Linked DNA regions of Mus musculus: region 1 is linked to region 2. Evidence: chromatin contacts called from ENCODE Hi-C data. All regions are on one chromosome and are shown on one strand. Each heading gives the region's core, a stretch centred on a gene start or an enhancer-like site at or near the end of the contact. The rest is flanking DNA. Distances are from core to core; before and after follow the strand shown.

The links. A loop is a pair of places that touch in the nucleus more often than their neighbours do.
Region 1: a map of T-helper 1 cell shows a loop between it and region 2 (3-fold over the local background). The contact joins the promoter of Kdm6b here to the promoter of Acadvl in region 2. A Hi-C loop is called at or near these places in 2 of 37 maps with a recorded cell type or tissue (T-helper 1 cell and regulatory T cell).

What each region holds. Positions count from the first base shown.
Region 1 is chr11:69,412,682-69,418,352 of GRCm38, reverse strand. Kdm6b (KDM1 lysine (K)-specific demethylase 6B) reads left to right here and starts at 2,159. Exons shown (of 24, transcript NM_001017426.2): 1 at 2,159-2,336; 2 at 4,680-4,820. Gm51903 (a long non-coding RNA gene) reads right to left here and starts at 2,840. Exons shown (of 2, transcript XR_003949708.1): 1 at 2,569-2,840.
Region 2 is chr11:70,014,018-70,019,172 of GRCm38, reverse strand. It overlaps Acadvl (acyl-Coenzyme A dehydrogenase, very long chain), which reads left to right and starts at 3,745. Exons shown (of 20, transcript NM_017366.3): 1 at 3,745-3,910; 2 at 3,978-4,056; 3 at 4,315-4,380; 4 at 4,470-4,542; 5 at 4,630-4,694; 6 at 4,794-4,928. The coding sequence starts at 3,849. It overlaps Dlg4 (discs large MAGUK scaffold protein 4), which reads right to left and starts at 1,970. Exons shown (of 22, transcript NM_001370675.1): 1 at 1,940-1,970; 2 at 1,653-1,751; 3 at 1,347-1,387. The coding sequence starts at 1,958.

The DNA.
Region 1 (5,671 bases), core at 910-3,409, 600 kb after region 2:
TTCCTCTTCCCTTCCTTAACATTTCCTCCTCGCACGCTCTGGCGTTCTTTACACCTCCCTTGGCTCCTTTCGGGCTGTCCCCGTCTCCACTCGTCCTTTTCTGCTTCTCCAGAGGGTTATATAACTCTTCCTCTCCGCGTGTCCTGATTTCAACTCCACAGACTCCGCCCTGGAACGGCGCGGGAGGGGCGGGAGAGTTGGGGACCCAGACAGATTCCGGCTGGCGGCCAGCTGGGGCACAAGGGATCCTGCAGATAGCAGACGGAGTCCCGCGGGACTTGGTTGGTGCCCCGTCCCTTAGTCTCCCGCCCCTAACCCGGGATCAAGCCCAGAAGAAAGAAGGCACAGTATTTCCGAGGGGCGTGTCGGGACAGTCAGAAATGTGGGTTGGGAGGTCAAGGCTGGAGGCTGAGAGGAGGAGGCAGGCGAATGACCGGATTCCCTAGGATTGGTTCTGCTGGGGTTAACAGAGATAAAAGCAGGACGCCTGGGTTCCCTCCTTCGTCTCCTTTTTGGGTTCCCAGAATTCCTAAAGCTATTTTCTCAGGAAATTTAGCCAGCTAGCAGCTTCTTCGCCCTGGTAGGAGTCAAAGGTCTGTGTTCGAGGTGGCCTGGGATGATGTCACCAGTGCACGTGCCCCGGGACGGTTGCCAGGCAATGCGATCTCCTCCCCTTTCCATTCCCTCCCACCTCTGCCCAGAGTCCCGTTCCAGTCCCGTGCCATCTCTTTCTCCTTTCCTTTCCCTTGGCATTAGCATCCTGCAGGTGGGAAACCCTGGCCTGGAGTTTCGTGAAGGGGGAGGGGCGCGGGTGTGGTGTGGCCTGAAAGACTTTGCCCCTTTGCTGGCTTGAGAGAATTCTGGGTCTTCCCCCCCCTTCTTTTTCCTAGATTGCCATGGAAAAACTTCCTCTCCAGTCCCCACTACCACTACCACCCCCCGTACTCCCTCCCGCGCGCCCTTGGAAGTGTCTCCTGAAGTCTTTTTAGTTTCCCACCTGCTGCATGGCCCAGTGTCAGGTTGCCCCTTTCCCAGCTTGAGCTGAAGTGGGTGTAGTTGCAAGACAGCTGCCCCTAAGAGAGGAGCTGTATGTGGGTATACACACCAGCCCATCCCTGCGACTCCCGTCACCTCCTCTTACCAAACTGAGGAGAAAGAGTTAGGCTGAAAAGTCAAGGTCTTTATCTGTGTAGGTAGGTGGATCAGCTTCTGGTATTGCCCACTTTTGAGAGAGAAGTCCAGTGATAGTTATGGCTGCCCTCTGTTAAATCTTGGAGTTGGTGATGGTATTACAGAGTCTCCTTTCTTGTGCCTAAGAATGTGGATTGTCGGCTCAAACCTGGATTCTAACCCCAGCTCTGCCACTAAATGGGACTCGGGAAAAGTCACAACCTTGCAGAACCTCCTATCTGCAATCTGGGACATTTAAATATCAATACCTACCTTCTAGCTGATGGGAGGGGGCAGTGAAATAATTTATGCAAAGCATTTAGCACAGTGGTTGGTATAAAATTAATACCGAATGAGTATCAGAAAATACATATTATTAAATGTTGTTAGTTATTATAGTGGGTGGACCTGTTTCTAAAGTAGCCCTCACAGGGGATTGGTTAAAGAGTGGAGAATTCTGCTACCTGGAGTGTGTGTTGTGTGTGTGTGTGTGTGTGGGGGGGGGGTGTCAGGGATTAGCATCGACTACTTTATGTACCTTATTTGATGTGGGCTTTAGCCAGATTTGTATTGCTTTCTTTAGGTTTATTTTTCCCCTCCTTAAAAAAAAATAGCTAAGACTATATTCCTTTGGCTGTTAAAATAATTACGTTGTAGCTTGTGATTTTCAAGCGATACTCTGGTTCCCTCCCATGTTGCTCTCTGGAGCCTTTCATTTTGCAAAGGGACTCCACAGTTTCCCTAGCGGGGACATGGCTAGGCTAAAGGGGTGTGTAAAAGGTTGGGGTGGGTGGGTGGGTGGAGAGAGACTAGTGGGGGGAGGCTGGGGGAGCGGGTAGTTAAAGGAAGAGACCGGAAGGGAGGAGGAGGGAGCCTGCTGGTGGGGAGGGAGGGGAGGAGGAGGAGGTGGAGGAGGAGGAGGAGGACGAGGAGGAGGAGGAGGGAGGGAGGGGGTTGGGGAGAGCCTGCTACAGTTCTTTGTTTGACTCCGGGACTCAGGGACGGGGAGGAGGAGGGAGGGAGGCAGAGGCTGCAAGCGCCGGGGCAGGCCCAGGAGGCAGAGGAGGGACCGTCTCCCCCGCCCCCCAGCCCCCACTCCCCCCCCTGCTGCTTCCCCCTCCCTACCCGGACTCTGGGGGCACCGCCGGGGGACAGACACCCAGCAGGTAACCCTGGCCTGGCTCTCCCTCCCCCTGTCTGATTTTCTTCCACACCCTCCCGGACGACCCCTTTCCGTCTCCCCGATTTCCCGGGCCTTGCCTTTCCCCCCCAGCCCTCCTTGTTCCATTTCTGCGAGTTGGGCTTGTCGCCTGCTGGCTCCGCCACCCTCCGTCTCGTGCAGCCTGACTCCCTTCCCCCCACCCCACAGTGTGTGCTCCCCTGTTCTGCCCGAGGCACCTTTTGGGGTTCTGTCTCAATGTTTCTTAGGCTGGCTTCTTCCGACCAGTCTCATGGGGCTCTGAGGAAGGAGGGAGTCCTTATTCTTTAATGGCTCCCCCCAGTCTCCCTTGCCCCATTCTCCTCGTAGCAGTCTCTAGGGGTGAGAGAAAACCGGAATTTGGGGCCTGATGGAGAGGCAGGGGGGCTGTGTGTTGCTGGAGACAGGGACAGTGAGTGTGTGAGGAGGGGGTGGGGATTTGTTAGAGACCAGGCTGCCTCTCTGATGTCCCTTTAAATGGCCCTTACATATCTGGGGGTTAGGGGGTGGGGTGGTGGCAAGCTGCCTGCCTGGGGGGCAGGGCCCTTGGTTTGTCCACACCGTCAGGGGTGGAAATGATTTAAAGGGACAGCCTTGGTGTGGCCACTGCCACCCTGTGCTGGCAGGAGGGGGAGCTGGCAGGCTATGTCTACAGAGGCTTGGCTGGTGAGCAGGGCATTTGAGGCTGTCTGGGACTGGGCCTCAGGTCTCCAGTCCAGTTACTGTGGCTGGAAAAGTGCAAGAAGGGGTTGACAGCCTGCCCTGAGGGTGCTCAGTCTAGGCTTTCTTCAGAACCCCATGGGTGAGCCCTTTGACTCCATGACCAAGAATCTGTGAGTCTGAACTACAGAACCTGTGGGCCAGAACCAGGTGGGGGCCACTGGCAGATCCGCAGGTCAGTAGGGTGACCTGGGTACTTTAGAGCTGGCCCCTTCAGCTTCCCCTTTTGTTGTTTGGTTCTTTGCACAAGAAGGCCCCAGCCCCTCCTCCTCATGCACATGCCCCCCCACCCCCACCCCAGCTGTTGGGCAGATGAATTACAGCCTCCTGCTTGGGGCCAAGGCTGGTAAGGGATTAAAGTTCTGAGGTTGGCCCTTTAAATGGCTGTTGGCCCTCCCCCACTCTGGTGTCCAGACACCCATCACATACCCTTCTGACCCCCTTGGTCTGGCCTGCAACCCTCCCCCCCTCTATAGGCTAGCCTACCCCGTAGCCACAAATTCTATCAACTGCTGGGTAAGCACCTTAGTCCTGAATTTGCTTCCCTGTCCAGAAGGGTCCAGCCTCTAGCATCTTTTCTCCAGAAGGTCCTAGCCAATCCAGTTTTCTCAGCTCGCTGCTGACCACTGTTCCTTAAGGGCCTTGCTTAGGTCAGAAATAACACTTCCCTGGGGGCAGTGTCATCAGCAGGCACAAAAGCTTGCAGTGCATTGCATCATGGAGGCCAGAGGCCTAAGTCTCTGGGGCAGGGGGAAAGATGGGGGCTGGAAGGCCAGGAAATGGAGAGGCCAGGTAGAGAGCCCGTGTGTCTGGGTCCTGGAGAAAACACTGGTCCCCAAGGAGTGAGTCTGAGGTGAGGGTTGACTGAGGCCTAACTCCTGCTATCAACACCTGAGTCTTGGCCCTAGACTTGTAGTAATATACCTAGCTCTTTGTATCTAAGGATTAGGAGGGAAGAGAGTGGGCCCCTGTCACCTCCTTGGGCCACATGGAGGAAGGAGGTGATGGGGAAACAGGATATGGTTTTGGAGGTGACATGGAGGGAGCCTGCTGCAGAGGCTACTTCCTAGCTCAGGCCCAGTCACAGCTCTTGCGGAGGAAGAAGGCTCCTCCCTGTTGGGCCCGTTCATCTTGTCTGACCACCTGTGCCGCTTGCCAGAACCTGCCTACACCAGCCTAAGGGAACTGGAAGGGTCAGAGTCCAAAAGGTGGTGTTGACTATCTGGTGTCTTGTTAGGGTTGGAGGTAGCAGAACTGAAGGCCTAGGGTCCACATGCCCTGGGGGCAGGAACTAAGGTTGCTTGACAGTAGATGTCCCCTGTAGCTGGGCCTGAGCCAGAATATCAGTCTAGTCAGAAAAGGGCGACGTGGGTTGGTACTGAGGTGCCACCCTATGCTTCCTTACTACCTGAACCAGGCTGCTTCCTAAAGGAAAGGTTGGAAGATGGCTTTTTTCCAGGTTGCCATGGAAACCGAATCTCCCATCTCATCTGACCTCTAGAGCCTGGTTTCTCAATGAGGGGGACCAGGAAGGAAGGGAACTCCTCTATCTTGGGAGATCCCATCTCTAACTGAAATTGTTTTCTTTTAGGTTCCCCCAGGCACCATGTCAGCCTCATAGCAGGACCCACCCCACGACTTCTGCTGTAGCCCATAGGACCCACCCCACTTCTGCTGTAACCCACTGCTGGAGTGCTTGTTCCATGAGACAGTCCACTTCCAACTCCATCTGGTAAGCTTGGCTGCTGTCACCTCCGTCCCCCACGTCCAACTCTTCACCGCATGTTTGGAAATCTTTGCTCTGATCTGGTTCATGCTCACTCATCAGAATGGTCCAGCCCAACTCTGAACCTCCCCCCAACATGTGCTGCTTGAATGGTTCAGCCCTCCACGTTGATGGAGCCCCCTCTATCGCCTGTGAATGGTTTATCCCTGTACTTCACTTGCCTCTCTACCACCTGAAAACCTCTCAGCCCCCACCCCAGTGCTGCCACTAACTCATTTGCAGACTGAAGAAAGCTAGCCAGGGCTTGCCAGCTGAATGTAGTTGTGAGATAGCCCAGAGGAATTTCTTGTGAAGGGGAAGGCATTTCCCCCCATTCGTGGAAAGGGTGCTTAGGAATTGATGTGAGGAGATGTTACAAGCCACTGCCCTGAGCTAGCCCATGTTACGGCCTCCTGCGTATCGCCTCTGAGTGCTCCTCGGCCCATTCTCTCTGTGGTGCACAGTATCACCGTAGATTTGCTTTGTGCACTTAACTCAGAACACCTGCTTTTCCTCAGACCTGCTGCTACTGGCAGCTCTCTTCCCGAGGCCCGCTTCATCTCCCTAGTAGAAGGGAATTTTCCCTAAGCCAGAAACCAAAGTTCTCGGATTCCTCATTGCTTTTCCCCATTGCTCACTGGGTTTCTTGAGTAGGGCTATTTTTTCCTATCTGTCCTGTTTAGCGTGACAGTTCGCACATTGAGGTGCCTTTGTAGATTTGTGTTGAATGAATGTTTTAAGGGAATGTCATGCTTCACTGCCAAGAAACCTACGGCTTCTGAGATCTGCTGCCTCCTACCCACACCTACCCTGGAGGA
Region 2 (5,155 bases), core at 2,496-4,995:
CCATTTCCTTATAGGTACAAAATGATCACTCCAGGAGGCACCTGTGGCCAAATCCATCCTTTTCTCAGATGTGAACCCCAAAACTAAACTGTGACCCCCTCTAATAGATCTTACTTCTGAGGCTCTCACTCCAGTGCCTGCAGCCCTAGATAAGGCCTACCTAACCCTTCTCCACAAATTCATTACCTACTCCCCCTCCCCACGGCTTCCCCATCATGCTTACCTTGGTTGTCACTATACAGAGACAGTCCATGTTGGGGGGCCTGGCCGCGGCGGCGAGTAGGGGGCTCTGACTTCATTGGAGTTTTGTTCCTCCCCTCGGTGGGTTCTCACCCCTCCCCCCTCCGCACCCCACTTTTGCAGGGGGGGCCAGGATGGGGGGAGGGGTGAGAGGGGAAGGAGAAGGTTGGAGAAGAGAAGGGTAGGGGAGCGTGGAAGGGAGGGGGGACCCTAAAAGGGGCTCCCCAGTGGAGGGGAGGGGGCTTGAGGAGCACACCCCGATTCTCAGGAGGGGTAGGGGCACAGGGGGCTGGCAGCCCCGGAGTTCTGGGGCTGGGGCATGAGCTGGGATGGGGGAGGGGAACTGGATTTCGGGAAGCCCCGGGGTATGCGGGGGTCTTGCCAAACGGCCAGGGGCTAGGGGCCGTGGCGGGGGAGTGGGGTGGGGGGGGTTGGAGATGGCAGCGGCCGATGTAGCCGCGGAGCCGAGGAGGGAAGGGGAGAGAGGAGGAGAGAGGAAGCAGGGGGAGGGAGGGAGGGAGCTAGGAGCCAGAATGGGGGGGGTGCCTTGGCAGTGTTAACTCCTTCACTGCTGGCAGGAACCCGGATAATGGGAAAGGAGCTAGAAGCACAAGCAGAGAGGCCCTACGGCAAACATGGAGACCTGGCTAACCTCGGTGATGACAGCAAAGATGAGGAGGATGGAATTCCTCCTTAGAGGAAAAAAGCCCACAGCTGGGAGGGGAGCATCCCTCCTTGGTTGAGTGCAGGAGGGAGGCCATAGCGTGGGGTAAGGGGTTGAGGGAGGGGCTGGCAGTAGAGAATCTTGGGGACCTAGTTCTCCCCTAGGAGTCACAGGAAGAAGTCTGAAAAGTAATTAAGTATGACCTGGACTTCCTGGTATTGAAATTGGGGCAATGCAAGAAAGGGGAGAAGAAAGGAGAAAGGGCATAGGGCTGGCTGCCCACAGACAGCACTGCTGGTGCCCCAACTCCTCAGTCAGTACTAGGGATCATGTTGCCTGGGCCCCTAAGTCTCAGTTTAGAATTAGAAGAATGTACTCTTGTCCCTCCAGTCCTGCCAGCTCAGGCAGTCAGGAAGCCAGGCACCCACCGTCATCACCTTACCTGACTCTCTGAGATACAAGCCTCATAATAGTCCAGGATGTCTGTCACAGGAACAGAATTAAGTCACCCTCCCAAATCCCGGGGCCCTCTGGCCACCCCTGCTACCCCTGGCTTCTGTGTGTCAAGAGAGGCTCCTCCGGCTAGGATGGATGCTGCTAGGAGGTACAGTGTGATGGCTCTATACAAGCGAGAGCCTGGACTAGATGCTCTGAGTATTTCCAACCAGCCTAGAACCTGTAATGCTTGACCCCATACCACAGGCCAGCCCTGTCCACTGTGGCCCCTCAGAACACCAGCCTTACTCACCCAGCAAGGCCTGGAAGAGATCACTGTGCAGCACTGTGAGGAGGGGAGGTGCCCACCGCAGTAGTGGGGGGGCCAGTAGCCAGAGGGCTGACCTGGGAGCTGGTAAAAAAGCAAGTGACAAAGGATCGAGACCAAGCCACTTACCCACTTAGTCATCTAAGGTTTCCCAGCCTTTGTCTTCTTTTTCCAGACACCATGGATAGATTCAGGAAGAGAAGGAGCCCCTGGGCCCCCATCCCAGATCCAGATCACCCCCTCAAAGACCCGGGTTGGTTTTTTTTTTTCACCTCTTGGTCTCTGGGACATCTCTCTTCTCTCGATTTAATCTCCCTAATCCGCCAAGATTGAAGTTGAGCTGCCTTCAGCCTACGCAGTTGTAGCTAGTAAAGTGGACAATCGGTCTAGATTCCATTCTTCCCCAGGTCACCAGGTAACACTTTGCTCCGCATAGTGTACCTTCCCAAATGCCAGGCATAATTTAGCTGCTTTTCTGTGAGTGGGAAAGAGGATTTTATCTAAGGCAGTCCCAGCAACCCAGAGTTAAGCTCTTTTTCTCCCCAGGCCTGACCATACTGAGAAGGGGTCGGGGGCAGTGACATGGCTCACTGAGTAAAGGAACTCACTGCCAAGCCTGTCATCAGGGACCCACATAAATGTGGAGAGAACTATTGGAAGTTGTCTTCTGATAAGGGCTTATGTGAGTGCACACTCGCATAAGCAGACTTTTAGATGAGGTTCAAGACAGCTCAGCAATCAGAGCATGCGTTGCTCTTAGGCAGAGGACTTGTGTTCAGTCTCCAGTGTCCACATACATGGCAGTGTACAGCTAACTGTATGTAATTCCAGTTGCAGGTGATCTAATGCCTTCTTCTGACCTTGGTGGGATATATATATATATATATATATATATATATATATACACACAAAACACTCATATATATAAAAATTTTAAAATAAACCTTTAAAGCCTAAAAAAAAAAAAAAAAAAGGGAGGGCTGGAGAGATGTCTCAGGGGTTAAAAGCACTGACTGCTCTTCCAGAGGCCCTGAGTTCAATACCCAGCAACCACATTGTGGCTCACAGCCATCTATAATGGGATCCGATGCCCTCTTCTGATGTGTCTGAGGACAGCTACAGTGTACTCACATACATAAATTAAAAAACAAACAAACAAAAAAACTAGCCTGGCAGTGGTGGCGCACACCTTTAATCCCAGTACTTGGGAAGGAGAGGCAGGCAGATTTCTGAGTTCAAGACCAGTCTTGTTTACAGAGTAAGTTCCAGGACAGTCAGGGCTACACAGAGAAACCCTGTCTCAGAAAAACAAACCACCACCAACAACAACAAAAACCATACAACACACACACGATGCATTTTGCTCTTCCAGAGGACCTTAGTTCTGTTCTCAGCAACCACGTCGGGAGACTCACAACTTCCCTCCAGCTCCACAGCTTCTGGTCTCTGTATCTATAGGCACTGCACCCATGTGCACACGCTAATATACAGACACACAGAGACACACATAAAGTTCTTTTTTAAAAAAAAGTATTCATTTCCTAAGACTTATGTATTTGGAGTCTTCACTCTAGCAGGGTCTATGTGGCCTCAAATTCATAGTGATCGTGATTTATTATCTCCCAAAGTCCATGAGAGACTAGAGGTGCCTACTACGCGCTTTTAGAAGTGTTTTAAGTTGGTGAAATCTTCTAGATCTCAGAATTCGCTTAGAGTACACCCCAGCTTGAGTCTGCCACCTCACGCCCCTCTTTATTTGAAGGAGAATTTTTTTCCTTATAATCCAGGTCTCTGCATCTGATATTTTCCTTTCTCTCTTTTAACTTTAGCTAGGAAGTCCTCCCTCCAGTCTACCTCCAACCTTCTAGTCATTTAATTCTTCCTTCTCTTATCTAATCTCTTCCCTTTTTAGTGGATCAGACTTTAGTTTAGACCAGCGGCTCTATAGAGTTTGGGAAAGAAAACGGATCGTTTGAAGATGGATCACCCTAGGTCAGGTAGAATACAGGGACCGGGCACACGTCGGAACTTCAGCTCCCACCATGCATCGAGGCCCAAGACCACGCCCCCACCACGCAGTGCATTGTGGAGCATGAGTCAGGGCCCAGACACACAACCTTTGGGCAGGCGAGACGCGAAGAGAAGAGGTCAGTGGTCAAGACTTCGGCGGCGGCTTTGGAGATGCAGTCGGCTCGGATGACCCCGAGTGTGGGGCGACAGCTGCTGCGGCTGGGGGCCCGAAGGTCCGTATATAGCAAGGGGACACTGGGTCTGGGAACCAGGGCAGAACTGAACCCCGACTCCTTACAGCTCGCGATCTACTACTGTGCTTCAGGGACAACCCCGGCCTATCTCTGCCCAGCGACTTTATGCCAGGGAGGCCACTCAGGTAAGTGACAGTGGATGAGGGAGACGGACGTAGAAATGCGAGTTGCCAGTTCCCACTAGCCTGCGACCGACAGGGGTCTCTCTCTTCGACCCAGTCACCTGGTGGCAGTTCTGTCACTGAAAGTAGGGGAAAGGGCACGCCAGGGTGCCCTAGTGAGAAAGTAATGGAACATGCACCAAACGCACTTCCTAGAGCTAGCGCTTCCTGCACACCTTTTAAGACCCATCTCCAGCCTAACTGCTCTGCCCTTCCCTCCAGGCAGTTCTGGACAAGCCAGAAACCCTCTCCTCTGATGCTTCCACCAGAGAAAAACCAGCCAGGGCAGTAAGTGACTGGAAACTGGACTGACACTTAAAAACCAGGAGTAGAATCACCCCAGGCACCCACCTAAGATCCTTTCCTTCCTTGCCTAGGAATCGAAGTCCTTTGCTGTGGGGATGTTCAAAGGCCAGCTTACCATTGATCAGGTGTTCCCATACCCATCTGGTAAGTAAAGGCTTAGTCAGTCACTGACAGTGTGGGCAGGGGAGCCCTCTCTGCCTGACTAGCCTGCTCTTCTCTCCCATTATACAGTGCTCAGTGAAGAACAGGCACAATTTCTCAAAGAGCTGGTGGGACCAGTGGCCCGGTTCTTTGAGGTAAGGGATGACCAGAGCTCAGCCCCTCCTGGGCTAAGTAAGATGCTAAGGAGCTTAAAGGAGCCTCTGAATATGAGATTCTTCCTATTCCTTGCTCAGGAAGTGAATGACCCTGCCAAGAACGACGCCTTGGAGAAGGTGGAGGACGACACTTTGCAGGGACTCAAGGAACTGGGGGCATTTGGCCTGCAAGTACCCAGCGAGCTGGGTGGTTTGGGCCTCTCTAATACCCAGGTGAGAGGATCCCCCTGGTTAACATTCCACAGTGCTCCAGTTTTGGTAGACTCACCACTAGGGCCAAGCAAGTAGCCAGAGTAGTGTCTACCTGCCTGCCCTTTTTCTCACACATTTTCCCCTGAAACATGATCTGTGTGCAGCCCACTAGGACCGTGGACCTAACTGTGGTTCCCAGGTCTTTGGGGACTGTGTGAGGCAACACAGCAGGCAACCTTCCCATCAAG